2 separate regions of the Homo sapiens genome follow, and region 1 is linked to region 2. Evidence: chromatin loops called from intact Hi-C (ENCODE). Cell type or tissue: GM12878. All regions are shown on one strand. Each heading gives the region's core, and the rest is flanking DNA. Links, peaks and the distances in the headings are about the cores only.

Region 1 (10,186 bases), core at 754-8,753, 60 kb before region 2:
ATTGAGAATTTTCCTACAAAATATGCTTGTCAAAAGGACCACTTTTCAGTCAAGTTTTCCTTAAACTTGACCACTATACTTAATGTAGAGAAGTACACCACGGTACTTGTATCAGTCTTCTCTGGTTACCACAGCAAAGTACCACAGGCTAAGTGGCTTAAAGCTTAAACAACAGAAGTTTATTCTCTCACAATTCTGGGAGCGGGAAGTCTGAGACAAAAGTGCCAGCAGGGTTATTTTCTTTGGAGGCCTTTCTCCTCGGCTTACAGATGGCTGCCTTCCCCGCATCTTCACGTGGTCCTCCCTCTGTTTCTATTCCTAATTTCCTCTTCTAATAAGGAACAAGTTGTATTGCATTAGGGCCCACCCTCATGAATGCATTTAACTTAATTACCTCTTTAAAGCACTATTGCTAAATACTATTACCTTCTAAATTACTGGGGGTTAATACTTCAACATATAAATGTTGAGGGGACACAAGTCAGCCCTTAACAGTGTTCCCTCATTACATTACAAAGCCTAGCTTAGGATTTGCTTCTTTATAAGGAGTAGCAGTGTATGATTATTTTGCTGTTGGTTTAATATAGAAAAGTAGATTTTTTTCTTTATAATCAATACAATGGTCAATGTGGATAAAACTGCATAGTCAGAATCATTTCAGAAATACACAATTGCTTTTGCAGAGTGGCTTTAGTACAGAATATGTTGATTTGGCATTATCAGCACTAATTTCTGCATGCCCCAGGGCACCCAGTATGTGTCTTTGTGTATTGCAAGTGCCTATAAGAGTATAGTTATTAAGGTCACAAGCTCTTGGGTCAGAAAGCCAAGCCACAACACCAATAACAAGCTGTATAATCCTGCAAGTTATATCATGTCTCTGAGACTTAGTTTCTTCATCTGAATTACAGGAATAATCGCCATGTTTATATCATCTAGTTGCGGTAAGGACTAAATGACAAAATGCACGTAAGGCACCTAACACAATTGTCACATCCATTGTTTGTCTAAATGCATTTTGCCATCATTATTAAGTAAATAAAATATATAACTTACATGTATGTGATGTAGTGGGAAAAAGCAAGTTAAATAGGCATAATTTACCTATTTACCATAGAATTCCATGCACTAATATAGATTGTCACTATAATCTATATTTATATATATAGATTGTCACTATAATCTATGTATAAGAGATTTATACTTTTGTAGCTGTGGCATTTAAACCTACTGATTAAAATCTAACTTCTATGTATTAGCTATAGAAAAATGAACTTGAGGCATATTTCTCTTTGCAGCCAAACACCTACCCCCAGAGAACTATCACAGCAATATTGTTGTACTAAGACTTACAGTTCTTATTTAGAAAACTGTCTAGATTTGCCAACAGTTAAATAGATTTTCCAACCATCAAAATAATTTTAGAGCAATTTACTTTCAGTTAAGAACATGCGGGTATCTTTTTCTGCACTATGAAGTCATTGAAGCAAAATCCAAAGCACTGTTTTGAAATGGAATAACAAGGTTAGGGGTCAGAGAGACCCAGATTCAAACTCCAGTGCACTTATTAGCTGAGAGAACCCAGGAAGGTTTATTGGTTTCCCTGTGAATGATAATACTTGCTGTATTGATTTGTCTTGCTAGTTGGATTTTAACTGGTAACAAGACATAAATCATAATGTTTGATACTACTTACTTCCCTATGGGCCTTAAGTTCACTTTTCAGTGTATTCTTCTTAATGTTCTGTGAGACTGGTAAATAATGAAGTATATATATATATATGTGTGTGTATATATATATATATATATATATATATATATATATATATACACACACATATATATATATTACTTGAACTTCCTCAATTTTGGAGATTAGGTCATAAACTAATGTGGCATGTAATTTGATACATGTTCCAGCAGGGGAAAATACTGGGATGTAATTTAACGAAAGAAACATTTTGAAATGGGAATATTCTCTGAAAATATGGAGTATATCATTACAATTCCTTTTCAGCTTTAGGACTCATAATAAACTGGGCACTGTCCAGTTTATGAGCAGCGAGTTCCTATAGTTTGAAAGTTTGCGTCCCCTCCAATATTCATGTTGAAACTTAATCGCCGATGCAATAGTATTTAAAGTTGTGGCCTTTTGAAGGTGATTAGGCAATGAGAACTCCTCCCTCATGAATGTGATTAAGGTCCTTATAAAAGAGATTTCACTCAAGGTTCAGTCTTTTTTGCCCTTCCTCCTTGGCCCATCTGAGGACACAGCATTCGAAATGCCACCTTGAAACAGAGAGCATCCCTCACCAGACACGGAACCTGTCTACGCCTTGATTTTGAGCCTCCCAGCCTTCACATCTGTGGAAAATAAATTTCTGTAAATATTTCCCACCTGACAGATCTTTGCTTATAAATTGGCCGGTCTGTTTGTTATAGTAGCACACATAGACTAAGATACTAGTTTTTAATTTGGGTACTGCAGCTGATGGAATAACCTGGGTAGAGTCATACCATCTTTTAGGAATCTCACCTTCCTCATAAAAAATGAAAGAGACAAGCAGGATGATCCCTGGGGACTAAAGGTAATATTTGTATCCATCATGGAGCTATTGGGAGAACTAAATGATATACATCTCTCAAATGGATTTGCCAGCCATAATGTGTGATATAGTAATATCAATTTGTGAGTAAGTTGGGTAGAGTGGAAGGAACTTAGGAATGTATACCAGTTTATTCTGAGAAATTTGTGTTTTGTCTTCTTTGAATGGGAAATGGCTGAAAATTCTTAAATTCCTTCAATGTACCATAAAAAAGTGAAATCCTATATCACTGCCTTTGGATGTGATACATGACCCATAGTAGGTATTTTCGTAGATGAAAGAATTCCTATCTATGGCATTTATCTTATGTGAAAAGTGGCAATTAAGATAGTAACATATTTGCCACTTAACAGATATTTGTTAATGATGAAATAAAGTTTTCCGGAACTCCTGAAATTAATGTCCATAGAGATTTCAAGAAGATGGAATAACCTAACTAATTAGACAGTATGTTTGTTGGTGTTTAAAGGTGAGACAAGACCACTGAGATTAAAAGATCAGAAAATTCTCCTCACACACCTAATACATTTTCTCTATGCCACCTGGTACTTCTGTACTCAAATGCTGCTTGATTTTTATATTTATACCCAAGAATTACTGATTTCAGGTAAGAACAGAGGGCTTGAGAGAAGAATTTGCTCATCACTGCCTGCCATGAATGGGCATAGCTCTGTGAACAGTTATTGTATTTTTTTTTCCTCAGGTATATAGAATACTTTATCAAAACCAAAACTCACTGTTTCTCCAAGTGAGTTCCTTGGAATACTAATAGATGCTATAAAAATGTCATCTAGGTGTGGTGGCTCACATCTGTAATACCAGCACTTTGGAAGGCCGAAGCAGGAGGATTGCTTGAGGCCAGGAGTTTGAGACCCAAAGCCCTATCTCTTAAAAAAAATATAGGTGGATGCAGTGGTGCATGCCTGCCTATACTCCCAGCTACTCAGTATAGGCTGAGGCGGGAGGATTTCTTGAGTCCAGAGTTCAAGGCTGCAGTGAACTGTGATTGCACCACTGCACTCCGGCCTGGGTGACTGGTCAAATAAGTTTGGGAAATGCTAAGGGTTCCTTTATTGCAGGATTTCTCACAGCTTTTGATGTGTTGGACATGGGTTAGTGTCACTTCTTTCTTTTTTCTTTAACTATGGGTCTCTTGGTCACAAGCATCTCATAGGATTAATATAAATGTTCTAAAAGCCATTTATTATGAAGTTAACCACACTTAATAAACTAGAACACCAGTTTATGAGTGATGCTTGTCTTCACAGTAGTGCAGATCCTATTAAAGATGTTTAGAGAACAGGTTCTTAGGTGATCTAAACCAGAAAGGCCTTTTTCATATATCTTGATAATATTAATATAATGTTGAATTTTGTCTTGTATTATATTATGATGTTTTGAATTTTAAAGTTTACTATTTGCATTCTTCCCACCTAATTAATTTTTTTAATTTGAGACCTTATGACAGAAAACCATCAGCATTGCCCACATATTACTCAAAACACAAGAATTTCATTTATTCCCATAGCACCTGGAATCTATGCTGGCATTTAGACAAGCCTAATGCCTAGTGTACCACTAGAGTGAGATTCTCTGTCCACTCTTAACTATTTCTAGAGCCTATTTTTCTATGGTTTCACATCTTATGACTTATATAAAATTGGTACTACTTGGCCTTTGTGGAAGGATTTTAAGTCAAGGTAAACCTTGAATTGAGGTTAGATTAAAAGTGGTAGAACTTACTTAGGGAGCAATAACTTTTAATAGTCATAGTTTCTTTTCGGTTCCTGGTGTGTGTGTGCAGAAAGAAAGAAGTCTGATGATTCTCTGGTTCATGGGAGTTGACTTTTATGCCCTGAAAGTGAGGCTTTGCTTCTGTATCCTCACACTGGGGAACAGCAGTGGTTAAGAGGCTCCACCAGTATTACTCATGTGGTCACAATCAAGTTGCTTAACTTCATGTCTTGCTTTCTTCATCCATAAAATGAAGTTAATAGTACTATTTCTCAGGGTTATTGTGAGGACTAAAGGCCATAACATATATTTCATAATAGGGGATCTGTAAGTTGTAGTTACTGTTATCCTTAAAACTATAGGCCATTAGTGCATATGTTTAATAGGCTTGAAGCTGTGCCATTATTTGACAAGTTAAACTCTTGGTTGCATCATCCATATTCTCAATGTTTTTCTTTAGGTATTTGCATTTGCCATCTATAGTATATAGGCTTCTATCTGGCAAAGTTTTCACTTTTAATGGTATCTTTAACAATATTTTTCAAAAGCTTTGAGCATCACTCATATTTCAAAAATAGTAAGGTCATGTTAAACTTTTAAATTAAATCGTTTCTTCCTAGACTATTTCAAGATTTGTAATACCTGGTTAAAATTGTTTAGCAAACACAATTTTTCTTTCTATGAATGTTAATTAAAAATTAAATTTGACTCTCTTTAGTTGAAATTAGTCATTTTGTATCTGTGCATGAATTACATTTTCCTTGATTCTTATAGTACCTTAGTATAAATAAATTTAGTAAGAGTTTAAAAAGAAGTTTCCTTGGTTGAGGTACATACAAACAATATGGGAAATTGAACACCTATTGACTTTATTATTTTTGCCATAGATAAATCTCTACTGTCGAAAGCAGTAGTTAATGAGACATTTATTTTATTTTATGGGTCTCTGAAACATGCTTCTCTATTAATCAATTTGCTTGCAATTTTGTTTGAAGATTAAAGATTCTTTAGAAGGCATTGTCTACATATTATTACTTATGGATACCAGATGAAAATCTAAATAAAATTAATTTAAGATCTCTTATATTAGTTCTGTCCTACACATATACCAAAGAATGTGGAATGGCTGAATAAGGAAAATTAAATTTTAAGTTTACACAATTTTAAAGTCAATAATGCTTTCAAATAAATTATCTATACATAATATTGAAAAGGAATAGCTCTTAGAATATCTAAAATAAAAATAGATGATTGAGTGGGATATTTCACATGAGTTGGTGGTTTATAAAACTTTGAGAAAGTATGTTAAAGAATAAATTGTGTAAGTAATAGCGAACTAGACTCAGTATTTAATTTTATGCTTAGCTGCTCAAAATTTCATGGTTTGAGTTGAGAATTCTTAAGTCAAATAATTTATTTGAAGGATACTGTAGAGCATTTGAAATACTGTGAAGGTGTGACTAGAAATCTGTTTTTCCCATTTTAAAAAAAAAACAAATTGTTATTCTAGACTATAAAATATAGAAAGTCATAATAGATGGATACTCTTCTCTGTAAATATATTTTCCCCTGATACTTAACTGTACCATGTTATTCTAAATTATTCCTGGTAAATGCTTACAACTCTTCCAAGTGTCTGGAAACTCATCAAGCTTCTTTTAATCATGTCCCTCAAATATTCGGCTTGTAATTTACTAATATTCATGCCCTGTTTAGATTGTAAACAGAGAAACTACAAAGTTGTAACAGAAAAGTAATATATTGAGCTGAATCATGCCTTACTTTTGTAAGTTGAGCTTGTTTCTCTGGCAACAAGATGTTAGATAATAAATCATATATCTAAAACCATATAACTACAGAAGTGGGGAGCTGAAAGTTCAGAAGTATCATCTGACTGTGTTGATGGCATCTTTACCTCAATTAATAAGGTGTGGCAACGTTCACTCAAGGACAGAAATTCAATCTGTGGTGGATCCAAGGGGATTCAAAATATTTCTTTTAATCCAACCAAAACATATTGCTTTAATGGCATTAGTTGGTATTAGTTGCATGTGGCAAAAATTTCATGCACTATTAATCCTAGCACTACACTGCAACACTAGAATTATGTGTCCTTGGCCTTAAATAAATTATTCGGTTGTATGATTGAGAAGAGAAAAACCAATTATTTTAGAGGCCAGTCCTGAATTATTGCCTTAATAAAGGTTCAATTTCAAAAAAATGGGAAGTTGCTCAGTCCAGTTGAAAAACAAGGTGGGAAGAGTAACAGCAAGTGAGTCTTTAATTTTGTCAACATCTGATGCTACTGTTAACACAAAAAGTTGCTTTGAAAAAAATTCAACTAAATAAGTTGCCTTCGTGGTTTAGTAATTCCAGATATACACAATCGTCTGTTTATTTTCCCAAAGATCAAACTGTGTTCATCTATATATTTGCATACGTAACATATTAAAGTTTTCTCATCTAACATGACACTGTAAGCATGGCCATGATTCTAAATATTTTTAATATTTATCAGTTGTATAGCTGAATAATAATGCATTGATTGGAAATCATATTAACTACTTACTATTTACTTTTGAGTAGACAATTTCTGTTTTATTTTTGCTATTATAGGTAAATCTGAAGCAGATATCTCTTCTTCATTTGGCGTTTTTATTCTTTGGTAATGCCTCAAATTGTAATCCTAGCAGTGAGATTACAGATCCAAATAGATCTAATTCAATCCATTATCACAGGTTTCTTCCTCATTTCCTCTTCTTTCATGTATATCTGTTTTTGTATAGTGGCAATTTTGATTCCTTACTGCATTAATGTATTCACTTCTTTGTCATAGTCTACACAAAATAATTCTAGAATAAAAATACTGTTGCTACTAATACAAGTCCACTAGAGAAAATCCAACGTTTCTTTGCAATTATCTTTATTCCTTATTGTATGCTTCACTAAGAATATATACTCCAAGATTATTAAAATTATTTTCTATAGAGTTATATTATTAATTTGCTATACACTTAGATTTATATATTTATAGTTACGTTCAGTTTTAGAGATTAAAATGCTCTATTGCTTTTATCAATTTTACATTTGGAAAGTATAAAATATTCCTTTGCCTCAGCATTCAAAATTATATAAAGAAGAATGCTCAGGGAAGTCACTCTCATCCATATCCTTCCACCCTATTCCTACCCACCTTCTGGTTTTCCTTACCATGTTTCTGTTTACAAAAATAAGGAAACACACACACAAACCCATACCTAGCTACCCAGTCCTCTCATCTCATTTAATAAAAAGTCCATCTTTCCCCAGTGAATTGAGACACCAGTTTTTTCAAAATATATGTAAATTGCCTCAGTCTTTCTTACACAAAATGTAACATTCTATCTATGTGCTTTTATAGGTTGCCTGTTTTACTTAATATAACGTCAATACCTCTTCATATGGGTCATGGGAATCTTTTTCATTCTTTTGTACAGCTGCATATTGCTCCACTATATGGAGGTTCTGTAGTTTTTTCAGTCTTCTGTGAATGAGCATTTAGGTTGTTTCCATTATTTTTTATTATGCATAAGGCTACAATTTTTTTTTTAAATGCCTTCCTTTACATATGCAAAAGTTCAGTTTCAGGATAAATTCCTAGATTTGTTTGTTTTGCTAACATCTTCATAGACTTTTTCTTTGTTTAGATTTTACCATTTTCTACCCCCCTTGCAGTGTATTACAGAATCTTTATTCACACAGTCTCACCACAAAGTGTATTGTTAAGCTTGTTATTTTTGCCACTTTGACAGGAAATGTGATCAATACATTTTAACTTACCTTTTTCTTACCTATGCATGAAACTAAGCCTCCTTTCACATGTTTAAGGACCATGCATGTATATACATACATATATTTCTAAAACATATATAAATATGTATTTATACACACATATATGTCTTAATAAATATATGTCATATGTTTTAATATGTCATAATATATGTCTTAATATACATAAATATGTCTTAGTCACTTTGGACTTCTATAACAAATTATAAATATGTCTTAGTCACTTTGGGCTTCTGTAACAAATTACCATAGACTGGTGGCTGAAATAAAAACATTACCCACAGTTCTGGAGGCTGGGTAGTCCAAGGGCAAGGTGCCAGCAAATCTCATGTCTGCTGAGGGCCCACTTCTTGGTTTGCAGTTGGCTGCATTCTCATTGAGTCCTCACATAGGGGAAAGCAGAGAGAGGGAGAGTTGACTCTCTAGTCTCTTTTTCCAAAGACACTAATCCCATTTTGAGGGCTCCACCCTCATGGCCTAATCACTTCCCAAAGTCCCTACCTCCAACGCCCTATCACGTTGGGGTTTAAGCGTCCATATATGAATTTTGAAGGGAGACAAACATTCACTTAATAGCACAATGCTCATTTGCATAATTTGCACTTTTTTTTTTTCATCTGGTATTTCGTCCTTTTTTTCTCCCCTTGGTTTTTTTGAGCTCTTTATATATCAGGAGAATTAGCTCTCTATCGTACCCTAGAGGTGCAAAAATGTTCTCCCGGTTTATTTTTTCCCTTTTGATTTTGCTTTTGGTGTTTTTTTGTTGCTGTTGTTGATGTTGTTTCTGCCTTGTAAGTTTTTGTTTTTATTTTTATCTAGTCAATTTATCAATATTTTATCTTATTGCTTTTGGCATTTGAGTCACAGTTAGTAAGTCTTTATTCATGCCTAGTTTATAAAGAAAATTCACCTATAGCTTCTTTTTTTTTTTCTAGTATGACTTCGTGATTTTCCATTTAGATCTTGGAGCATCTTGGAGGTTTTTTTTGTTTGTTTGTCATGAGGTATGAACCCAATTTTATTTTTCTAACTTACCGTTCTTTTGTCCCAACACTATTTTTTTCAGACCATCTTTTGCCCTATCCTGGTATCTAGGTGTTCCAATAACATTTATTTAAAAGTCCAATTGTATATCTCTTTTTATTTGCAATCCAGTTGTGCCAACACCACTTATTTAAAAGTCTATCTTTTGTACTACTTATCAAAAAGTCCAACTTTTGTCTAGGTGAGTTAAAATACTTACCTTTTTCATATATAATGTTTCCTTCCATGTGTACCTGGATCTATTTCTGGAATATTTTTTACTATTTCATTGTTCAGTGTGTCTATTAATGCTTACTGAAATACTTTAAATTCAAGTTCTATAAGGGAAAAGTGGATTCTTATTCTAGAATAACAAAACAATTAGAAATTGGCATTTTTTACCAACCCATTATATCAAATATTACTCTCAATACTATTCTCTGCTTTCCAACAACCACCTCCCAAGAAAAAACTATTTTTCCCTAAGACAATTTTTGTTTGTTTCATATATTTTATGTAGGTAGAGAATGCCATTTTCTAGTTTTCAAAACTTTATTTTTTTTACTTTATTTTTTCAAATTCCTAGAAAATGACAAAATCATTACTAGTTAAACAATTAGCAATATCTTGTAGATTTACCCACAAAGTCCCGAAAATAAAAATAAGAAAAAAAACCTTTTGGTTATTCTGCCTTATAAACTTTCATTTTTAGAAATCCATGCCATCATATAAGTTGTTTGTTCTATAATTTCTGAGCTCATTTTATGTAAAAATAACTCCTGTGCATTATTCATGTTGACAGGCCCTTTAAATAGCCATAAAGCCTGTGGGAACAGATTAATGCTGCATCTGCCCTGTGCTTTTTAAGTCTATCATTTTTATGGAATGGAAATCTTGCATAATGTCAGAAGTTTTCTGACATTGTCAACTGCTTGTGGTGGCATAGGGAAGTACCTTAGCTGCACTATGTGGGTGACAATGTCATATTTCCTGAT
Region 2 (10,186 bases), core at 1,527-9,526:
AAGTGAGAAGGGAAATCATTTATTCTTAAATGCAAATTCAAACTAACAGAAATTGGATATATTTCTTGGTGTTCATGAGCATTGCCAGTAGTAAAATATATGTTTAGAGATAAGAAAATAAAAACAACTTATACTTATTGAATGCTTATGACATACCAGGTCCTATATCAAGCATTTTATATGCATCATAGATTCTATTATTGTCAACATCTTATGGAGGAGGTAACTGAGGATTGTAGATATTCTGAAGCAGTGTCGTGAAGCTGACACTAAACACTCTTGGCTACCATAGCATCCTGCTTCTCTGTAGCAGACGCTGGTGATTCATCACACCACATTTCTTTGGCACTCTGGATTTCAGCACAAGTGCTGTAGACAGTTAATTGCCTATCGCTAGTGTCCCGCTTCCTTCAAGTGCATGTGGGAAAGAAGGAGAGGGAAGAGAATCTGAAAGACCGTTCAGCAGGCAGGTGCAACTCAGAATTAAGAGAGAATAATATACTCTACCTAAGGACAGCCCTCAACCAGTGGAATGATGGGGATGGTTTCCGGGTAAACTCCGACCCTCATTGTCCCGAAGGAGAACACTTCCGGGGCACATACTACAATCGTTTCTTAGAGTGTCCCTAACAGGGGTGAGCCCCCCACTCAATACACAGTGGTAAGAAACTCATTCCTGCGTTCTTCTAATACATCTTCCTTCCCTATCTCATTGTCTATGCTCCTCATTTCTGCATCCTAGGATCAGCTCCCAAATAAACTTCCTGCCCTCAAGTCCTTGACCAAAGTGCTGTTTTGGGGAGGAGTCAAAGTAAGATTTTTTAAAGAACACACACGTTACTGCTATGTAGTTACAGGCATAATCTTACTAATGGACTATAATGTCCATCATACCATGGGGTTGATGGTCATAAAACCTAGGCGTATTTGGGAATATTTCTGTGACATTAAATCTCTAACTATATAATAGAAGCTAATGGTAGTATATTGAAATTTGTTCTTTGGAATTCAATTATTCAATAAAATAAGAGAAATCTCTACCACACATTAGCATGACCCCGTTGAAGTCTTCAGAAAGCCTAATGATTTAGCATGACTATTTCAAGATCATTTTTCCTAGGCTTCCTCCCATCCTACTCCTGGAAGTGCTCTGCTATTAATTTCCTTTGTGGTCTTAGATAAGTCTCAGACTGCAGGTGAAATGATTAAATTCTCATTTCTCTTGAAAAATTTCACACGAAGTCTCTTTTCATCTATTTCAATACCTGATATTTAATTTGAATGGAGTATAACAACTACATTGATATAGGGAAAGTTTTATTGAATGAACAAAGCCATCACATAAATTTTTCTTTCATTTTTTTTTTTGTCAGTCTCTGAAATTAGTGAATAGGTAGAGACATCCATCAGTTGGATCATTCTTAGGTAACATTTTGTTTATAAGAACAGGGCAGTGCTGGAATGTGGATTTACCCACAATTCTCACGTGAGATTTCTACCATTGTACTGCTGTTTTCTTCTTGTCTCTGATTTTTTTCAATCTCTGCTCCTCAAACATCCAGGTAGCTTTGATCAGTGCTTCAAGCAGAGTACTGGAGTAAGTAATATATTTTTCTATAACCTTGTAATGAAAGCATGATCTCTTCTTAAGGACTCTGTACTTAGCGAGGCATCTATCGGTGATTGTATACTTTGTAGATTTTATTTGGGTGGTTCTACCATCCTCCATTTATTACATATGACAAACTCAGTAAGATTAGGCTAAGAAGAACTGGTTCCTAGAAGCTAATGTTACCCTGGACAGTTAACAAAATTTTTGTGAAAGTACTGTAGAGTTAGAAAACACACCAAATAGTACAATTCTCCACACTGGATTTCTTCAATTTACTGTTAAGTTGTAAAAAGTAGGCTTGTACCTGATGAAAACATTTGGCAAATTTGTATGCAGTACCAGTGAAAAATATGCACAAATTGGCAAAATAAGGCAAGATTCTAACTGCTGTCCATGTTCAAGAACTATAACAGTAGTGGGGTGAATGCTAAATCTTTACAATAATATATAGATTGTACATTTGTTTTTCATGGATTATAAGACATTTTTCATTTTTCAGCCACACGGTATTGATTCATCACTTCCATATTCAGCTATGCCTATATATGTCCATGTCACAAAGTTATTTTCCCATTAAAAATTTACTCTGTCCTTGCAATAAGAAACACAAAAGAGTTAGTTCAAAGGAAAAAATAACAATTTGCATTTGGATAAAAATGGTAAATAGATTTATTTTTGACTCATCCTGTGAATCCTTTTCAGATTGCCTTCTTTATTTTTTATTTTTTGAGACAGAGTCTCACTCTGTCACCCAGGCTGAAGTGCAGTGGCACGATCTTGGCTCACTGCAACCTCTGCCTCCTGGGTTCAAGCGATTCTCATGCCTCCGCCTACTGAGTAGCTGGGACCACAGGTGGGCGTCACCACACCCAGCTAATTTTTTTGTATTTTTAGTAGGTATGGGGTTTCACCATGTTGGACAGGCTGGTCTCAAACTCTTGACCTCAAGTGACCCACCCACCTCGGCCTCCCAAAGTGCTGGGATTACGGGTGTGAGCCACTGCACCCGGCCCAGATTGCCTTCTTCAGGTAAGTATTTTAAACCTCTTATGAGCTGTTTCCTTCCTTCATCCCTTCGTTTCCTCCTTTTTCCTCCCCTCCTAGGACTCTCTTTCTCTTTTCATTTGCCTCTATTTTCCTTCATTCTTTTCTTCCTTTGTTCATTCCTTCCTCCCTTCTTTCTTCCATCTCCCTCTTCTTCTTTCTTCCATCTCCCTCTTCTTCTTTCTTCCCTCTCTTCCTTTTTTCCTCCTTATTTCTTGCTTTCCTTCTTTATTTCACTCATCTAAAAAAAACCTGTAGTATAGATCTTTGAGGAAATTATTTTAGTTTTGACATTCATTGCACAGTTGTCTGTAACCCAGTTAGGGAATTCTTTCCTATTTTTAAAATGAAAATAGCTGAGAGATTTGTGAGGAAAATTTGAAACAATGTTGATTCTGAATGTTTTTAAAAATTTCTAATATTTATGAAACAACTGTATCTCAGATGAGCTTCAATTTGCAAGGCATCATTCCATTTTCATTTTTAATTCTCTGTTCCAATGCCTCTGCTAAGAAATAAGCATTTTCTCATAGGAAGAGATTATTCCTTTTAACTTTTTTTCAATTTTAATTTTTATTCAGCCTCTTACCTTTTTGCTAAAACCAAAAGTTCAAAAGAAAGGTGATCAGGACACTCCCAGGAATTTTTTAGCCATGTGAGAATATATGGTGAAATGATTCAAGTAGATGCAACATGGTCTACTGGAAAAGCACTGAGATTTTGAGGAGAAAACTTAGCTCTGCCATTAGTTAATTGTCATCAAGGTCTTCCTATGAAAATTGTAGTTCAATTTTCAAACATTTATTGTTTTTCTCCAAAGTGCTAGGCATATGCTTTTGTGCTGGAGATGAAAGATGAATAACATGTAGGTGCTGTTTTTGAAGAACATCACTGAAGAGAGAGTGAGCTAAAACAAATAATGATTTGTGTGCTAGAATAGAGCCAGGTTGTACAGAAAGGTTCTATTAATAGCGCTCAGTGATCCCTGCAAAAGAAGCATTTGATTCTGTCCAAAGAGATGAGTACAGAAAAAGCCAAAGAGAAGAAATGATATTTGATTTGGGATTTTGAAGGATGAATAGGATTTAACCAGATGAATACATTGGAGGAAAGATATTCTGGTAGGAACACTGTGAGTAAACAACTGTAGGACTTTGGGAGGGATTGTGAGTAGAGTGTGCAAGATGGAAAGTACGTTGGCATTATAATGATTCATCATCAACAACACCATGTTTGCTTGCCTGGTTGAATGTCCCTGAGTACACCAGCTGACATGGATGCCAGAATTCCAGCTATGAGAATTTCTCCTCTATTTATTTTAAACGTAGGTACAAATCAGTTCTCTTTGAACCCTGCCTGACTTTGCATCATGGTTTCTTCTCCTTATCTACTTCTTTGTGAATGTGATAACTCAACTTTGGAATTGTAACTTTGTTTCTGGCATCGCATCCTTCCTAACATGCTCATTCCAAAAACTACTCTTTCACTGCACTACTTAGGCAAGAGGCCCCCGGCCATGAGTCTCAGAGTTCTCCTCCTCATATCACCAAAGTGTCCCATGGGTTCCAGTGGAAGGTGAGCAATAACAGTATCTCCTGCAGCCACCTCACAGAACTGTTGTGAAGGATAGAGATGATAACAGATGGACCATGTATTCACTTTGGAGGTAAATAGACTTGGATTTAAATCCTGAGTCTGACTGAGTAAGCCAAGTCAAGTTATTTAACTTCTATGGTCCTCGATATTCTCAGTTTCCTATGATGGGGCTAATAGTACCTACTTGGTAGAATTATTGTGAGAATTTTCATTCAATGAATGTGGACTGAACACTTGCTATATGTGGGCTACTATTCTAGGGCCTGGGGATGTAAAAGAGAAACAAGTCCTTGCCTCCTTGAATTCAGACTGTAAATAAACAATTAACTACATAATATAATATCAGAAAGAGTTTGGTGGCTGGAAGAATAGCAAAGGGTAAGGGGAGAGAGAGAGAGGAACAGAGTGAGAGTAGTGATATTGCAGAGGGTGTTCAAGGAAAGCATCTTACCTGCATGAAATAAAGGGATAAACCATGTAGAAATCTGGAAGAAGAGTATTTCAGGCAGATGGAAGAGCATATACAAAACCTCTGTTATGGACTAAGTTGTATCCCTCTAAAAGGCATGTGCTGAAGCCCTCACCCACAGTGTAACTGTATTTGAAAATAAGGCCTCTAAAGAAGTAATTAAGGTTAAATGAGGTCATAAGGGTGGGCTCTGATCCCATGGACTGATGTCCTTTTAAGAAGAGGAAGACATCAGAGCTCACTCACTCTGTGCACACACAGAGGAAAGGCCATGTGAGGAGACAGGGGAAGGTGGCCGTCTACACGTCAGGAAGGGAGGCCTCACCAGTAACCACCCCTGAAGGCACCTTGGTCTTGGTCTTCTCACCTCCAGAATTGTGAGGAAATAAATTCCTGTTGTTTAAGCCATCCAGTCTGTGGTGTTTTGTTATGGCAGCCCGAGCTCACTAATAATACAGGCTCTGAGGCTGAAATGTCCCAGGCATGTGACTGCAGCAGAGTCAGTGATGGGAGGCAGTGCTGGGAAATGCCTTGGAGAAGTAGCCAGGATCCAGGACACCTTTGCCATGATGAGGAGTCAGGACTTGATGCCAAGGGAGATGGCTGTCTTTGAAGCATGTGCTTCAAGGAGTAAAATGACATGTGTTTTTAAAAGATCAAACTGGCTGCTATGTGGGGAATTGACTCTGGGCCAGAGACCATGGTCTTGAGAGCAGTTAGGTAGACAACAGGAGCCCCTAGTGGAGTTGGTGAGAAGTGGTTGGGATACATTTTGGAGATGAAGCTGACTGAATTTGGTAATGGATTGGATGACGAATGGAAAGAAACGAGTCAGGATGACTCACTGGTTATTGGGCTGAGCATCCGAGTGAGTGATGGTGTTTTTGTGGAGACTGCCACTCTTACGTCTGTAATGCTATTCTGCAGACACCAGTGTGGCTCACTCTCTCCCGTCTTGCATGTCTTTCCTAAATGTCACCTTCTGATTCAGACCTTCCCTGGGCAGCCTTTTAAAAATTGCATTGTTTCTCTGTTTCCCTGTCATGCCTTTCTTTTCTCTATAGTATTTATCCCCATCTAACATATTATATATTTTACTTACCAATTTTATTTTCTTCTAAAATGTATATTTCATGCATTTTTATCTGTTTTGTTCACTGCTTTTTAGTTCACATGTCTTGAACGTGGTCTGGTATACAACAGGTGATCCATATTTCTTGAATATAAGGATGGATGAATGAATGAATGAATGGGTGAAACCTGGGGAAGAGGAATCAAGAACTTTGTTAAAATGAGTACTAGTTGGCCGGGCATGGTGGCTCACATCTGTAATCCTAGCACTTTGGGAAGCCGAGGTGGGCAGATCAAGGTCAGGAGTTCAAGACAAGCCTGACCAACATGGAGGAACACCGTCTCTACTAAAAATACAAAATTAGCTGGGCGTGGTGGCACACACCTGTAATCCCAGCTACTTGGGAGGCTGAGGGATGAGAATGGCTTGAACCTGGGAGGTGGAGGTTGCGATGAGCCGAGATTGTGCCATTGCACTCCAGCCTGGGCAACAGGGGAGAAACTCCATCACAAAAAAAAAAAAAAAATACTGGTCAATTGGAAGTATCTGGAAGGTAATTGCTATACCATTAAATGAGATATATATAACAATTATTATTACAAGTATTCTTCCTCTTTTTTTTTTTTTTTTTTTTTTTTTGGAGACGGAGTCTCGCTCTGTCACCCAGGCTAGAGTGCAGTCTTGCAATCTCGGCTCACTGCAAGCTCCGCCTCCTGGGTTCACGCCATTCTCCTGCCTCAGCCTCCCGAGTAGCTGGGACTACCGGCACCCGCCACCACGCCCGGCTAATTTTTTGTATTTTTAGTAGAGACAGGGTTTCACCATGTTAAGTATTCTTCCTCTTCTAAGTGTGCTGCACCCACCTCTTAGTAGACTTTGGTTGGGATTATCTGAGAGTAGTCTTTTTTAGTTCTGTGGCTGTGTGAGCACATGGTTGGGAGAATGTGAGGAGGATGTGGCCATGACCAACTTTATCCTTTTGTAGCCACTCACTCCCCAGCGTCACACAAATGGATGCTTACGCAGATTTCCTATATCCTCCATAGGCTCCTATCTTTGTGCTGAGTATTAATTCCCATCTGTGTTCAAGGACGGTAATCAGGCAGGGGCAGTAATCAAAATGATGTGTACAGCAAAATCAAAGCTTTCGCATCATAATCAAAACCATGCAGTAAATTATAGGAATACGTGTTCTGGTTTAATCAATGACTGATCTTGCTTGGATGCTTGATACAGAGAAAATCAAAGATTTGGTTTCAAATTAGCCAAGGGGAACATATTATGAATGATCTCATATAACTTAGCATGCTATCACAGTGATTATTTTTTAAATAATAAGATTTTGCTGTAGGTCTCACCACACTACTATTTTAGCATACAACGACTAAGAAAAATTCTTTAGTATTTGTCCTTACATAGTGTCTTGAAGAATGACCTGCCCTCCAAAAGCTTGTTACAGGAGAGATGATATAGGCATGAGCAAAAAATGGTGAATGTGCTTGTACCCAGCAGTGTTAAGTAAATTCCGATCTTTGCTGTGAATTGCGAGTGAAAAGTTTGGGGTGAGTATTTTATTTTTCATTGAGAAGTGAAATAATTGTTAGTTTGTTTAGTAGCACTGGTTTTTGGGAATTTTTTTTCTTTTTTGTCTTTACACATTGCAGAGTAGCAGTAAAGAAATAGGTTGGTCTTTTAAAGGGTGTATTTCCTGCTTTTAATAAACACAAGTTTTATGAGAAAAATAAATAAATTTCAATATAAAATTAAGATGTACAGAATATAGATTTAGCACATATAAAAAAGGAAACAAAAATCATTTTACCTTCACTTTAGCCTGGGCTGATTTAACAAAACACCATAAACTGGGTAGATTTTTAACATCAGAAATTAATTTCTCATAGTTCTAGAGGCTGAGAAGTCCAAGATCAAGGTGCTGGCAGATTTGGTGTCTGGTGAGAGCCCACTACCTCACAGATAGCCTTCTTCTCACTGTAACTCACATGGGAGAAGTGGCCAGAGAGCTCCCTGGGACCTCTTTTATAAGGGCACTAATGCCATTCAGGAGGGAGGGCATCACCCTCAGGACCTCATGACTTCCCCAAGGCTCCATGTCTGAACATCATCACCTTGGGGGTTAGGATTTCAACATATGAATTTTGGATTGGGACATAAAGAGTCTACTGCAAATTTCTTCATGTCAGTCACATTTTAACCAAAATCATCTTACATGGACTTCTCTAGAGGTAGTTATATTTTTTAACCAACTGCACTTTTATATGATAACATATTTTTATATGCCACCTGCAAAAGGGCTACCTAATGAGGCCACCTATTTTTTGTAAGTGTAAGAGACTCAGCTGGAAGCAAGTTCAAGTGTGAAGCACTGTCCCCTCTCTACCTGGGACATGGTGCATACAAATGGGAGTAACATGAGCTTTGCAGGGGTCATCTTGGCCTCCTGTCCCACCTCCACCACTTACCAGTCATCATTCATTATTGTTATTCCATGAACAATGCCACCCACAAACCCAGAGTGACTCTCAGTTCATTGCTTGTCTTCACCCAGCGTAATGCCAGTTGTGTGTCCTTAACATCTTTCTCATCTCCTTATTTTGTCCTCACTTCTCTCCCCACTGCCAATGTTTAGGCCTGCAGCAACGATTTCCTAAATTGCCCACCTTCCATCCAGCTTCCATCACACTGCTAGAGTAACACTTCAGAAAATCCAAGTTCAATCCTATTAAAATCTTATTTTAATCAGTCGTCTATTTAATTATTTTTATTATTGCCCATTACTAGGATAGAGAATTCCAAGTTTGTCAAGTAATGAACTGCATGATATTCCTGGTCTCTTTATTCAAAGTCATCTCCTACTTATACCCCTAATGTGTGCGCGCACACACACACACACACACACACACACACACACGTACACACCATCTTGCCTTCCAGGCACCCTCAGCCACCTTTACTACTCCTGGCATGCTGTCTCCTGCACAAGTCTCATTGCCTTTACCCTCTGTGGAATTTCCCTCTCTGTGCTCTTACCAGATCACTTTATAAAGTTATTTTTAAATATGCTTGTGAAAATAAATGAAGATCACATGAACAAGAACAGAGGTGATTTATTTAGAGTTTGCAAGAGAATCAACCACTATCAGTTGCATTTGGCACAGACTTAAAGGAACACAGAAAGATAGGAAACCTTTAGAGTGAAACAAAGAGCAGGTTCCAGGTACGCTGTGGCATGAGGAAGCTGGAGTTGAGCTAACTAGATGTGAACATCTGATGTGGTTGGTTTGGGAAGCAGATCTTGCTTCCTCCGGTTGATTCTGAGTTGAAAGGAGGGAGCCAAGAATAGGGAAGCTGGCAGTCATTGACTGTATCGTGACTGTTGGGGCCAGTTGCTGTAGAGGTTGTGGTTTGGCTTCCAGCTGGTTGCTGCAGAGGTGGTGCTCAGAATTCTGTTGTCATATATTGTCTGGCCATTGTCCGTTTGTATATTTCATCTCTCATGATCAATCAATATTTTTTGAATGAGTACATGAATATTTCATCTCAGTAAGTGATCATTCCCTCCTCATCCATCTTAATCATAAAATTCTAATGTCCTAGGTTCTTTATCTTTCAACAAATTATGTTTCCCTTTCTTAATGGGTAGAAAAAGGAAGCTTCCCCATAGGCCTAAATGTGCTGATTTCAAGAGAAAGCATACTTCTTTGCAACAAGAAATTGCCCAGGCCTTCACTCTTAACCACTATGCTACATCAACGTCCTTAGATGAAACAGAGACTTGGGGGCATATATTTCCCAATTTTTCAAAATCCATTTTTATCGCATATTCAATTTGGCCTGCTTACCTTATTTACATTACCTGTCTGGGATGAAAGACATTTGAGGTTGTCATTCTGGACTCTTAAGTAAGTTCTTCCTTTAAAGTAAAGAAGCTGACCTTCCAAGCTAATTTATCCCACTTAACAAGAGTAATAATAACACACCACCCACTCCAGAAAGGAAATCATGCAGATGAATGAAATAATGTTTGTACAGAGCTTGACACTCCATAAAATACTCTAATAACATGGTGTCTACACTTTGAAATGTTCAAATCCTATTTCAATAGAATTAAAAGCCATGAAGAATAAAATGTGAATTGCTTGTCAGACTTTTACATAGAGGTGCAGGGTGATACTGATGCCATTAGACAATTTAAAAGCTGGGTTTTAGCAAAGTTTCTGAGGAATCTGATTGGTTTGTGGGGGAGAAAGTGATGGTGGTACTTATTCATATCCATTTTTGTAGAAAAACAATAGGTTATAACATGAACCGAGAAACACTTACGCAGCTAAATTTACAGAAATCTGTCTACTCATCTCCGAGGAAAAGTTTTGGC

Evidence for each region. Peaks named below come from ENCODE experiments on the same cell type or tissue, not always from the same donor. Only the 100,000 strongest peaks of a DNase experiment are listed, where the experiment ranks them.
Region 1: a loop joins it to region 2, with 5 times the contacts of the local background. A loop is called at or near these places in 5 of 110 quality-filtered maps.

The regions. Positions count from the first base shown.
Region 1 is chr20:8,389,996-8,400,181 of GRCh38, forward strand. All of the region lies in intron 3 of PLCB1 (phospholipase C beta 1), which reads left to right. Among named protein-coding and RNA genes, the nearest start is that of PLCB1-IT1, 150 kb to the left of the region's middle. In GM12878, for the core only: no CTCF peak of the experiment used is centred there; a DNase peak (open chromatin) is centred at 4,496.
Region 2 is chr20:8,449,026-8,459,211 of GRCh38, forward strand. The region is part of intron 3 of PLCB1 (phospholipase C beta 1); the gene reads left to right. LOC124900459 (a long non-coding RNA gene) reads left to right here. Exons shown (of 2, transcript XR_007067518.1): 2 at 1-10,186. Among named protein-coding and RNA genes, the nearest start is that of PLCB1-IT1, 210 kb to the left of the region's middle. In GM12878, for the core only: a CTCF peak has its summit at 5,459; a DNase peak (open chromatin) is centred at 5,446.